Regions from separate parts of the Homo sapiens genome. Here region 2 is linked to region 1. Evidence: chromatin contacts called from ENCODE Hi-C or POLR2A ChIA-PET data. All regions are on one chromosome and are shown on one strand. Each heading gives the region's core, a stretch centred on a gene start or an enhancer-like site at or near the end of the contact. The rest is flanking DNA. Distances are from core to core; before and after follow the strand shown. Region 1 overlaps FBXL2 (F-box and leucine rich repeat protein 2). Region 2 overlaps GLB1 (galactosidase beta 1).

Evidence for each region. Hi-C counts contacts between places; a loop is a spot of excess contacts on that map. ChIA-PET counts read pairs that join two places held with the same protein, here RNA polymerase II (POLR2A). Pooled maps may share reads with other maps.
Region 2: a loop to region 1 is called in a pooled map, with 4 times the contacts of the local background. The contact joins two enhancer-like sites. A Hi-C loop is called at or near these places in 6 of 168 maps with a recorded cell type or tissue (B cell, CD4-positive, alpha-beta T cell, CD4-positive, alpha-beta memory T cell and 2 more), 2 of 37 single-sample maps with no recorded cell type and 11 of 50 pooled maps. POLR2A ChIA-PET finds 5 or more read pairs at or near these places in 1 of 52 experiments (activated CD4-positive, alpha-beta T cell).

Annotation. Positions count from the first base shown.
Region 1 is chr3:33,370,830-33,376,015 of GRCh38, reverse strand. It overlaps FBXL2 (F-box and leucine rich repeat protein 2), which reads right to left. Exons shown (of 15, transcript NM_012157.5): 6 at 2,856-2,924; 7 at 2,661-2,756; 8 at 2,312-2,438; 9 at 2,095-2,169; 10 at 598-728. Among named protein-coding and RNA genes, the nearest start is that of UBP1, 67 kb to the left of the region's middle. Within about 2 kb of position 3,240, at least 2 of the 41 ENCODE cell types and tissues checked have a DNase peak (open chromatin) inside an H3K27ac peak, as active enhancers do.
Region 2 is chr3:33,060,115-33,065,005 of GRCh38, reverse strand. All of the region lies in intron 5 of GLB1 (galactosidase beta 1), which reads left to right. Among named protein-coding and RNA genes, the nearest start is that of GLB1, 35 kb to the left of the region's middle. RefSeq lists an enhancer at 3,071-3,120. Within about 2 kb of position 1,250, at least 6 of the 41 ENCODE cell types and tissues checked have a DNase peak (open chromatin) inside an H3K27ac peak, as active enhancers do.

The DNA.
Region 1 (5,186 bases), core at 1,991-4,490:
CAGACTAATTTTTGTATTTTTAGTAGAGACGAGGTGTCACCATGTTGGCCAGGCTGGTTTCGAATTCCTGACCTCAGGTGACCCACCCACCTCAGCATCCCAAACTGTTGGGATTACAGGCATGAGCCACCATGCCTGGCCTAAATTATTATTTGTTAAAAACTTTTTTTCCTACTGGGGAAGAAGCTAAGTAAGAAGGTGATTGTGATATTCCCCTCATTCTGTCCATTTGGCAGCAGTTCTGGAGGAGAAGCTCATGTCCTTTGGATGTGAGGCTATCACTCTCCTCACTATGTGCTCACTCGGGTGCTTAAAGCAATAACATGATGAGGTAAATTAGGTGGGAAACTGTGTGACATTCATTAAGAAATTAAAGTTTGGATTCACTGGTGGTAGACATTTTATACTCTCCCAGTACATCCTCCAATGAACTGGATTTATACACGCCCCACCCCAATTTACCCAACAAAAGCCAACAACAACATAACTACTGCCTCCACCACCACTACCTGGCAAGCCTGTCCTCTCCTGAAGGAAGCCCTCTTGGTTAACTCAGCCAAACTCTGAGCTGCAAAGCAAAAAGTGCAGTGTACTCACTGCAGTCGCGGACAGTTCAAACCCAGGGCTGTAAGAGAGGCATCTGTGAGGTTGCTGCAACCCGAAAGGCAGAGAGCCTGTAGCCGGTGACAGCCCCTGCATATCTGCACCACACCTTCATCCGTGATACGCTGAGGAAAAGCAGCACAGAAAGAAAAGTCAGAGGACACCAGCAATACCAAAACGGGAGCAGCAGAAAAGTATCTGCTGTTGTTCAGTTTTGGTTGCTGATTACTAGCATTTTATCCAAATAACTTCAACAAAATAAGTAGAGGGTAGACAGGTACTTGTGTTATCTCTGCACAGCTTTAAAATATTTCAGCAATTTAGATAAGATACATGCATCCAGGAAAAAATAAAGTAAAAATTTTAAATAATATAAATGGAGAATAAAAGTTTAAAATTCCATTTCTCCCTCACTAGTCATCAAAATATAGATTTTTTCATAAAATTTATAAACTCATAATTTAAAAATCTGATTAAAGAACTTTTGAGGCTTTCCTAGTTTAACTGACATTAATATTTGATTGGATTTCTGCAGATTAATGCTTTAGATATTTACAATATACACATATATTTATATTTCATCAAATGTTTTAGACAATAGGAAAATTAAATAAATCACAAAATTATTGATAAATACCTTAAATTCTATGAATTTGGCCATGAAGATTCAAAATAATATGTTCACTTAAACAGACTACTTCATATAGAAATAAACACGCACATCTATATTATACTTCAAGCCATCAGCCACTGCTATGCTACACGTAAGTCAAGGTCCTATTTTTGAGTAGTCCTGGCCCATATGGTCAACGTTTGTCCATAAGATAGTTTCTGGTTTTTTTCCCCACCACTAGGGACTCTAAAGATTTATAATATATTCATTTAAAGCTGAATGCAAGGGTTTTCCCTTACCTTTCTCAAAATCTATGTTCCCCTTGAAAACCTGGTAGGATGTAGCAAGCATCCTCTTCAATTATCAACATTTACAATGGCAGTGGAGAAGGACCAATAGTTTTTCATAGGCTAATGTCCTGATGAAAATGCCACCTTGCTCTTGCCTATGCGTTTTATTCTTTAAAGCATTTTTGCATGTGTTATTTCATTTTATCCACTGAAACAACGTGAGAGGAGTCATCATCCTTAATTTATAAGTTAAAAAAAAAGACACTTCATGTCTTAAAACTATTTAGTGACCAATTCACTGCATTCCTCAATAGCGTCCCTAATACTCTATTCAACAAAATCAAGACCTAGTCTGTATTATTTTTAGGGGAGATGTCAGTGGCTTTATATTGAGTATGATTCCTTTTTGTTGTTGTTGTTGTTCCAGCTTGTGACAAATTGGTAGGTTATATAAGGACACAGGATGGAAATCAGGGTGTGGCAACACAGCCCATCTCAGGTGCCTAGGGGGCTGCAGGGAGGCCTGAGGCAGACTGCTTTGGGAGACAAGATAGAGCAAACAGTGTTCAGGAAAGGCACGCTACTTACTGAGCAGGACTGCAAGTTGAGGCTCACAAGCTCATGGCAGTAATTCTGAATGTGTTTCAGAGCTTCATCTTCTAACTGAGTGGACAGAGAAAACAAAAGACAGCTGGAATCCAGGTGAGGGAACAGTGGGACACCAAGAAAAATGCAAAAGCAGCTTTCTGGATGATGTGCCCACACCTGACACATAACACAAACAGCTGTATCAACCCTCTGGTACCTGTGTGCAGCCCCTCAGGAGCAGGGCTTTCAGGCCTCGACAACCTCGCACCAGTGCCTCGATGCCATCCTTCGTGATCTGATCACACCAAGAGAGGTTCAGGTACTCCAGGTTTCGGCAGCCCTCACTGAGAGAACAAGAAACAAAAACTTATGTGCAGTCTCTCCTGTAGAGAGTTAATGACCAACTCTGAGTTTAGTACATCACAAGAAATTCCGAAGGGGAGACCATGCCTGGGACCTCTTGGAGTCACCTATTTCTTGCTGGATCCAACGTGACCATTAAGAAGGTTTCCAGAATGTTCATAGCTTTGGGTATTTCTCTTGACACAAACAATGGGCACTCTTACCTGATCCCCTTCAAGGAGCTGTTTGTAATAGACACACAGGAGGTCAGATCCAGATGTTTCAGCTTGGAACAGAATCTGCTAAGGCTATAACACGTGCTGAAAAAGAGCAGACGCACTAAAGATATTTTCAACCACGTTTCTCTCCCTTCTCTCTCCCCGTGGCTATTTGGTCACCAATTAATCTTCATTACTTACCTGTCAGTGATTTTTGTGCATCCATTGAGGTTCAAATGTTCAATGTTTCGGCAGTTCTGTGCAAAGGTCCTAAAATGAGAAAACATTTTAAAGCTCCCTGCAAGTTGCTGGACAGCCACTAGAGGGCATATGAAACCATTCACGCTTAGAACAGCGCTCCCTCAAACTTAATTAAAGCGCGTAACAATCAGCTAGGGTTCTTGTCACAGTGCAGATTCTGATGATAGATCTAGAATGGGGCTCGACAGTCTGCAGTTCAAAGAAACTCCCAGGTGATGCCAGTGCTGCTAGTCTAGGGACCACGTTTTGAGAAGCAGAGTCCTAGACTACCTATCAATCAGTTCTCCTTTACCCACAGCTTGGTGAGTCATCACCGAATCATGAGAATAGAGGCCTAGCTCCCTGCTCCCTCCGCTCTACAAAAAAATCAATTTGAACCAAGGGGGCAAATCTTCTAGTACTGTGCCATGCTGTCACTTGCTTACCCTAGAGCCTTTCCAGAGAAACCATTTCTGGCGATTGATAGAAGACGTCTAGCAGTTAATCAGTATCAAGACCCACTCATTTTACTGGTGAGGACATTCAGTCATGAAGAGGAACTTCCTCATTGATCTGTGGGTTGGTAGCAAGGCCAGAAGCAGCACATTAAAACGCCCTATTCACCACTCACTGCTTAACATATTCAGCAAGGACTAGCTCAGGTCGTCTCCATCATTCTGAAATACAGCTTTGAGATTTGCTCCTTCCAACCTGCCCTGGTACCGGTAGGGGGAACCAAGCCTGATGGGACTGTCTGAGATGAAGAAATGGGGCTGAAATTCTAGGAAGACCAAGGCAGCTGGAGTTATCTGGCAAGAGCATTGGAGTAGAGAGAACGTCACAAAGAGAACTCCAGAGATCTGTGGAGGGTGCCCCTCAAGAATTAAGTACAGGCCAGGCATGGTGGCTCATGCCTGTAATCCCAGCACTTTGGGAGACCAAAGCAGGAGGATCCCTTGAGCCCAAGAGTTTGAGACCAGCCTAGGCAACACAGTGAGACTCTATCTCCAAAACAACAACAACAACAAAAAGAATTCAGTACCACACTGATCAATGTATGCATGTGATGAAACTACCCAAAGCCCAAGGCCAGGGAATCAGAATGAACAAAAAGCATTAAAGGAAACAGTAGCCAGAGCTCACCGAGGGCAAGGAATAGTGCCCATTTCTACCAACCAAGAGTGAAAAATGCCACAATTCTTGGGGCATTGGGTAGAGTATTGAGAATAGTCTTCCTTTAGGAGTGGCGCATAATTAGCCCTAAACACTGCTTTGGTACAACCTAACAAATCTTAAAAACAAGACCTAACAGGAACTATTCCCAATTAAGTCAACTGTATCCCAGAACAAAACCTGAGTATTTATAGGAATACAAAAATATCTGCACCCAACAAAGTAAAATTCAAAATGTCTGGCATTGAACAAAAAATTATCATGTTTTCATAGAAGGAGGAAAATATATCCACAATAAAGAGAAAAGGTAATCCACCAAAACCTACTCTAAACTGACACAAATAGCATAAACAACAAAGGTATTAAAAGTTATAATGTTATTGCCTAGAATATATTTCTATGAAGCTAACAATTAAACATGTTATGTAGACACATGGAAAAATAAGAGATCCAAGTTAAACTTTTAGATATGAAAACCGGCCAGATGCAGTGGCTCACACCTGTAATCCCAGCACTTTGGGAAGCTGAGGCAAGCAGATCACTTGAGGTCAGAAGTTCAAGATCAGCCTGGCCAACATGGTGAAACCCTGTCTCTACTAAAAAAAAAAAAAAAAAAAATTAGCTGGTATGGTGGCACATGCCTGTAGTTCCAGCTGCTTGGGAGGCTGAGGCAGGAGAATCACTTGAACCCGGGAGGTGGAGGTTGCAGTGACCCTTGATCACACCACTACACTCTAGCCTGGGCCACAGAGCGAGACTCCATCTCAAAAAAAAAAAAAAAATGAAAACCACAATGGCTGATATAAAACTTTACTGGATGAGATTAACAACAGATTAGATATGGCAGAAGAAAAGATTAGTGAACTTGAAGACATAGCAATAGCAACTATCAAAAACGAAACACAGAAACAGAAATAGAACAGAGCATGAACGAACTGTAGGACAACTTCAAGCAACCTAATATACATGCGATTGGAATCACTAAATAAGAGAGACAGAGGAAGAAGGAAAAAATACTGAAGAAATAATTGCCAAAATTTTCCCCAAACTTTATGAAAACAATAAACCCATAGACCCAAGGAACTCAAAGAACCACAAGTGCAAGAAACATGAAGAAAA
Region 2 (4,891 bases), core at 1-2,500, 310 kb after region 1:
AAAGGATATGGTCAATTGGGGCTGGCTGTTATGTTTCCTCTCTTACTTCCTGCCCCATTCTCCTTCTTCTATGTGTTCTTGGCTCTGCAAGGACTAATATACTGTGGGGTACATTGAACTTTAACAGTTTTTGGTGTTGGTAAAATTACTTAGGTGAAACATAAAACCATGTTCATTGGACATTGACCAAGGATGCCATGGATGCTCTTTTTTTTTTTTTTTTTTTTTTGAGAGAGAGTCTCATTCCGTTGCCCAGGCTGGAGTGCAGTGGGGCAATCTCGGCTTACTGCAACCTCTGCCTTCTGAGTTCAGGCAATTCTCCCACCTCAGCCTCCCATGTAGCTGGGATTACAGGCGCATGCCACCATGCCTGGCTAATTTTTGTATTTTTAGTAGAGACGGGGTTTCGCCATGTTGGCCAGGCTGGTCTCAAACTCCTGACCTCAGGTGATCTGCCCGCCTTGGCCTTCCAAAGTGCTGGGATTACAGGCGTGAGCCACCGTGCCCGGCTATGACCAAGGATGCTCTTATGGAAAAGAGTAAAGGTTTTTTGTTTTTTTTTTTAGGAGACAGAGTCTCGCTCTGTCGCCCAGGCTGGAATGCAGTGGCACAATCTCGGCTCACTGCAACCTCTGCCTCCCAGGTTCAGGCGACCCTCCTGTGTCAGCCTCCCAAGTAGCTGGCATTACAGGCGTGCACCACGATGCCTGGCTATGTTTTTGTATTTTTAGTAGAGACAGGGTTTCACCATGTTGACCAGGCTGGTCTCAAACTCCTGACCTCAGGTGATTCACCCACCTCAGCCTCCCAAAGTGCTGGGATTACAGGCGTGAGCCACCGTGCCCAGCTATGACCAGGGATGCTTTTATGGAAAAGAGTAAAGTTATGTAAAAGTGGCTGCATCCTGGACATCCCAGGGATGCAAAGTGGCACTCCCTAGGGGAGTGTGGGCCAGGCTTCCTTCTTATGAACAGTACTATGGGCAGCTTGTGGGGATGGATCATAGTAGGGTGGGAGCATGGGCACTGCTTTGCCTTTCAGGTGTCGGTGGACAGAGGTGCTGAGAGGGCTGCACTGGCCAGGGTGTCCGTTCTGAGGCTTTGTGGTGGGAGGAGATGTCTTCTTGAGAGAGGCCAGGTTGCTGCTCACAGAGGGATGTGTGAGTCACCCCACGTGCCCCTAGTTTTTACCATCTTGTGTCTGTACTGGTTAAGCTAATAGGAACCACATTTTCCTACATGAAGATATCAAGTCTGAAACTTGGGTGCGTCTTTGCTCTGCATGGCTGTGTCTTCTTCCTTTCTTCTGGCCTCAGGTGCAAACCCTCTTTTGATGCCCTCTTTTTTTCAGTCTCTGCCTCTCCTTGAATCACTTTCAATTTCTGCTCACAACTTTTCTGCCCCTTTTGGTTTTGGAAATGCCACAAAAAGTATAATCAAGTATTAATTCTGCAAAGGAGAATGAAGTTGACTGTGTGGAGATATTTCTTCTTGTGTCCATCCCTAGCAACCTCAGATGACTTTAACTTGACCCTGGGTCCTGCCAGGTGACTCTGTCCCCCTCCTCCTCCTCCTCTCCCCTTCCCATCTCCACATGCTTGAATCCCACTAATCATTTTTGCCCCTTGTTTACAAAATAAACAAGTATAGACATAAGAAAGCAGAAAAAACATAATTGTTACTCAAACCTCAGGAGCCATAGCAAAGCTCTTCACATTTTGGGAGTTTCCTTGAATATTTTTTATGCCTTTTTTTTCTGCTTTCTTACAGAGTAAGTTCATTCTGTGTGACCTATTTTCTGTGTGGCTTTTTTTGCTTCATTCTTTGTCATGAGCACTTTTTCATATCGTTCAAAATTCTTTCATCATCTTTCATGGTTGTCCTACTTACCTTCTGACGCACAGTTCCTATACGTGTTCCTTCTGTCTGGAAGCCATCCCAGTTGACATATTGGCTTCCGTAGGACTTTCAGAACCGTCACTGTCGCCTCCTTTTGTGAAGCACATGTGGGAGCAGTTTCATCCCTGACACACTGTGTCTCTAGTCTCCTGGCCTTCCACGCCTCTGCCTGGTAGCCATGAGGGCACATCATGCATTTGTGCACATCACATACCCACCGAACGGCTCTGGAATGGAATAGAAGCTGATTGCTTTGATAAGAAGGAACCGGGGGATTTGTAGACAGTAATTCTTTTCGTTGTTGTTATTGTTTTTGTTTTTTGAGACAGAGTCTCTCTCTGTCACCAGGCTGAGTGCAGTGATGAGATCTCGGCTCACTGCAACCTCCACCTCCTGGGTTCAAGTGATCCTCCTGCCTCAGCCTCCTGAATAGCTGGGACTACAGGTGCGGGCAACCACGCCAGCTAATTTTGTGTATTTTTAGTGGAGATGAGGTTTCACCATGTTGGTCAGGATGGTCTCAATCTCTTGACCTCATGATCCGCCCACCTCAGCTTCCCAAAGTGCTGGGATGAAAGCCATGAGCCACTGTGCCAGGCCTGTAAACAGTATTTCTGTGTGTGAAGATTTCTGTAAAAGGGCCAAGGCTGATGGCTCAATGCCCGTAATCCCAGCACTTTGGGAGGCCGAGGCAGGAGGATCTCTTGAGCCCAGGAGTTCAAGACCAGCCTGGGCAACATAGTGAAACTCCATCTCTACAAAAAATTTAAAAATTAGCTGAGTATGCTGCCATGCACCCGTGTTCCCAGCCATTCAGGGGGCAGAGGCAGGAGGATCACTTGAGCCTGGGAGGTTGGGGCTGTGGTGAGCCGTGATCACACCACTCACTGCACTCCAGCCTGGGCAAAAAAGTGAGACTCTGTCTCAAAAAAAATAAAGATTTCTGTAAAAGCTGATTTCTGTCTCTGTCTTAATTCATGTTGAAGGGTAGAAAATGGTGGCTTTCCTCAATTCTTGATGCTGGTTTTCTCTCTCAGTGCTCAGAGTTTGAGATGGCCAGGGAGGAGCTACGTGTTTGCAGCCAGGGTAAAAATGAGTCAGACCAGAAGGCTTAAATCCCTGTCTGAGAACATTTAGGGCCCTCAACACTGTTGTGTTACAGATACAGGAAACCAGGTCTGTGCTTTTATTCATCGTCATGATTCAGTCAGATATGCAGATGTTTCTCTTTTGGGGGGATTAGCTGAGCCAGTGCCACCTATGATGGTTTGCATATGTGGATGTTTATCTCAGTTTCTACCTGAAAAAGCTAAAGCCATTGATAATATCCAAGGTGAAAATAATTAGGAGTGGACGACCTTCCACCCACAACTTAACTTCATCCAATTAACAGGGCATTCATCATGAGGTAATAAGCCTATTTATGACTGTTTGGAAGATCAACATCTTTAAAAGTCTCTGGTGCTTAAGGAGCTTACAGAATGGAGACAGTTACTCTAAAACAAAGACCTGCAAATTATGGCTGCCACCTACATTTTTTTGTAAGTAAAAGTATATTGGAATCGCCACACCGTTTATATATCATCTGTGGCCGCTTTTGTACTATAGTGGCAGAGTTGAGTAGTTGAGATGGAGACCTCTATGGCTGCAACACCTAAAATATTTACTCTCTGGTGGTTTTTTGTTTGTTTGTTTGTTTGTTTGTTTTCTCTGTCACCCAGGCTGGAATCCAGTGGCGCAATCTCTGCTCATGGCAACCTCTGCCTCCCGGGTTCAAGCAATTCTCGCACCTGAGCCTCTCAAATAGCTGGGATTACAGGCACCTGCCATCATGCCTGGCTAATTTTTTTTGTATTTTTAGTAGAGATGGGGTTTCACCATGTTGGCCAGGCTGGTTTCAAACTCCTGACCTCAAGTGATCCACCCGCCTCAGCCTCCCAAAGTACTAGGATTACAGGCGTGAGCCACCACGCCCAGCCTGGTGTTTTATTCAAAAAGTTTGTTGACTCCTGCTCTAGAAACATCGGTGTTCCTCTGAACCTAGCCATGACTTTTTCTATGGGTTTTTCAAGCCTTTTCATTTGTGTGTCTCACCTACCCCCAGCCTTCACCCACCTTTTTTTTTCCTAATTGGTAGTAACATAGAACTTGAGTAGAGTCTTAGCTGCTAACATTTTGAGCACTTACTAGATGCCAGATCTGTGCAAGGTTCTAGTCATGTATTGACTCAGTTAATCCTCATGATAACCCATCGAGTTAGGTACACTTTACAGGTGGAGTCCCATGGGTAGGAAGTGGCAGAGCTCAGATTTACATGTAGACAGTTGGGCCCCTGCCAGCCGTGCCTGTGACTAGAACTCTAAGCTGCCTCGCAATTGTGCTTTTCTCGCTCTCTCAAAACCTAACCAAATTATGTGTACGCATTTTTTACAAGCCTGTTTATTTTAGAGTATATGATACAATGATGATAATGGATAAATAAGACCTGGAAAAGCAAGATGATAAGAAAACCAAGGTTGGGTTTGGGCATGGGGGTGAGCTCAAGAGAACATGAGGTACAGAGGCTGTGAGACCATTTAGTTGCTGGAGCTAACTTTTAAGATCTTTAGCTCTGAATTTCTTGACAGCCAGATGATAAAAAGGAGACACAGTCATGTAAGTAGCACTTATAAAGGAGGAGAAAAGAACTTTGCCAGTATTTACAAAGCTTTTCTTAGCATTTATCTAAATTATTGCAAAAGGAACTTTCATGGAACTCATCAATGGGAGTTTTCTACTCTTGTAAGCAGCAAATACTTCCTCTTCCAGGATGGTTTCATGACCAGTGAAGTCTCTGTCCTGGGCATGCGTGCTACAGTCTGTTTTACTTCTTGAACCCCAAATCTGAAAGTATTGCCAGAGGGATCCTCTCTGAGAGAAGGATCATTCATGAAACCTTGTGGGAGGCAGGACTGTGCAGATAACGACGGCAGCATTTAATTCATTTTTGTCAC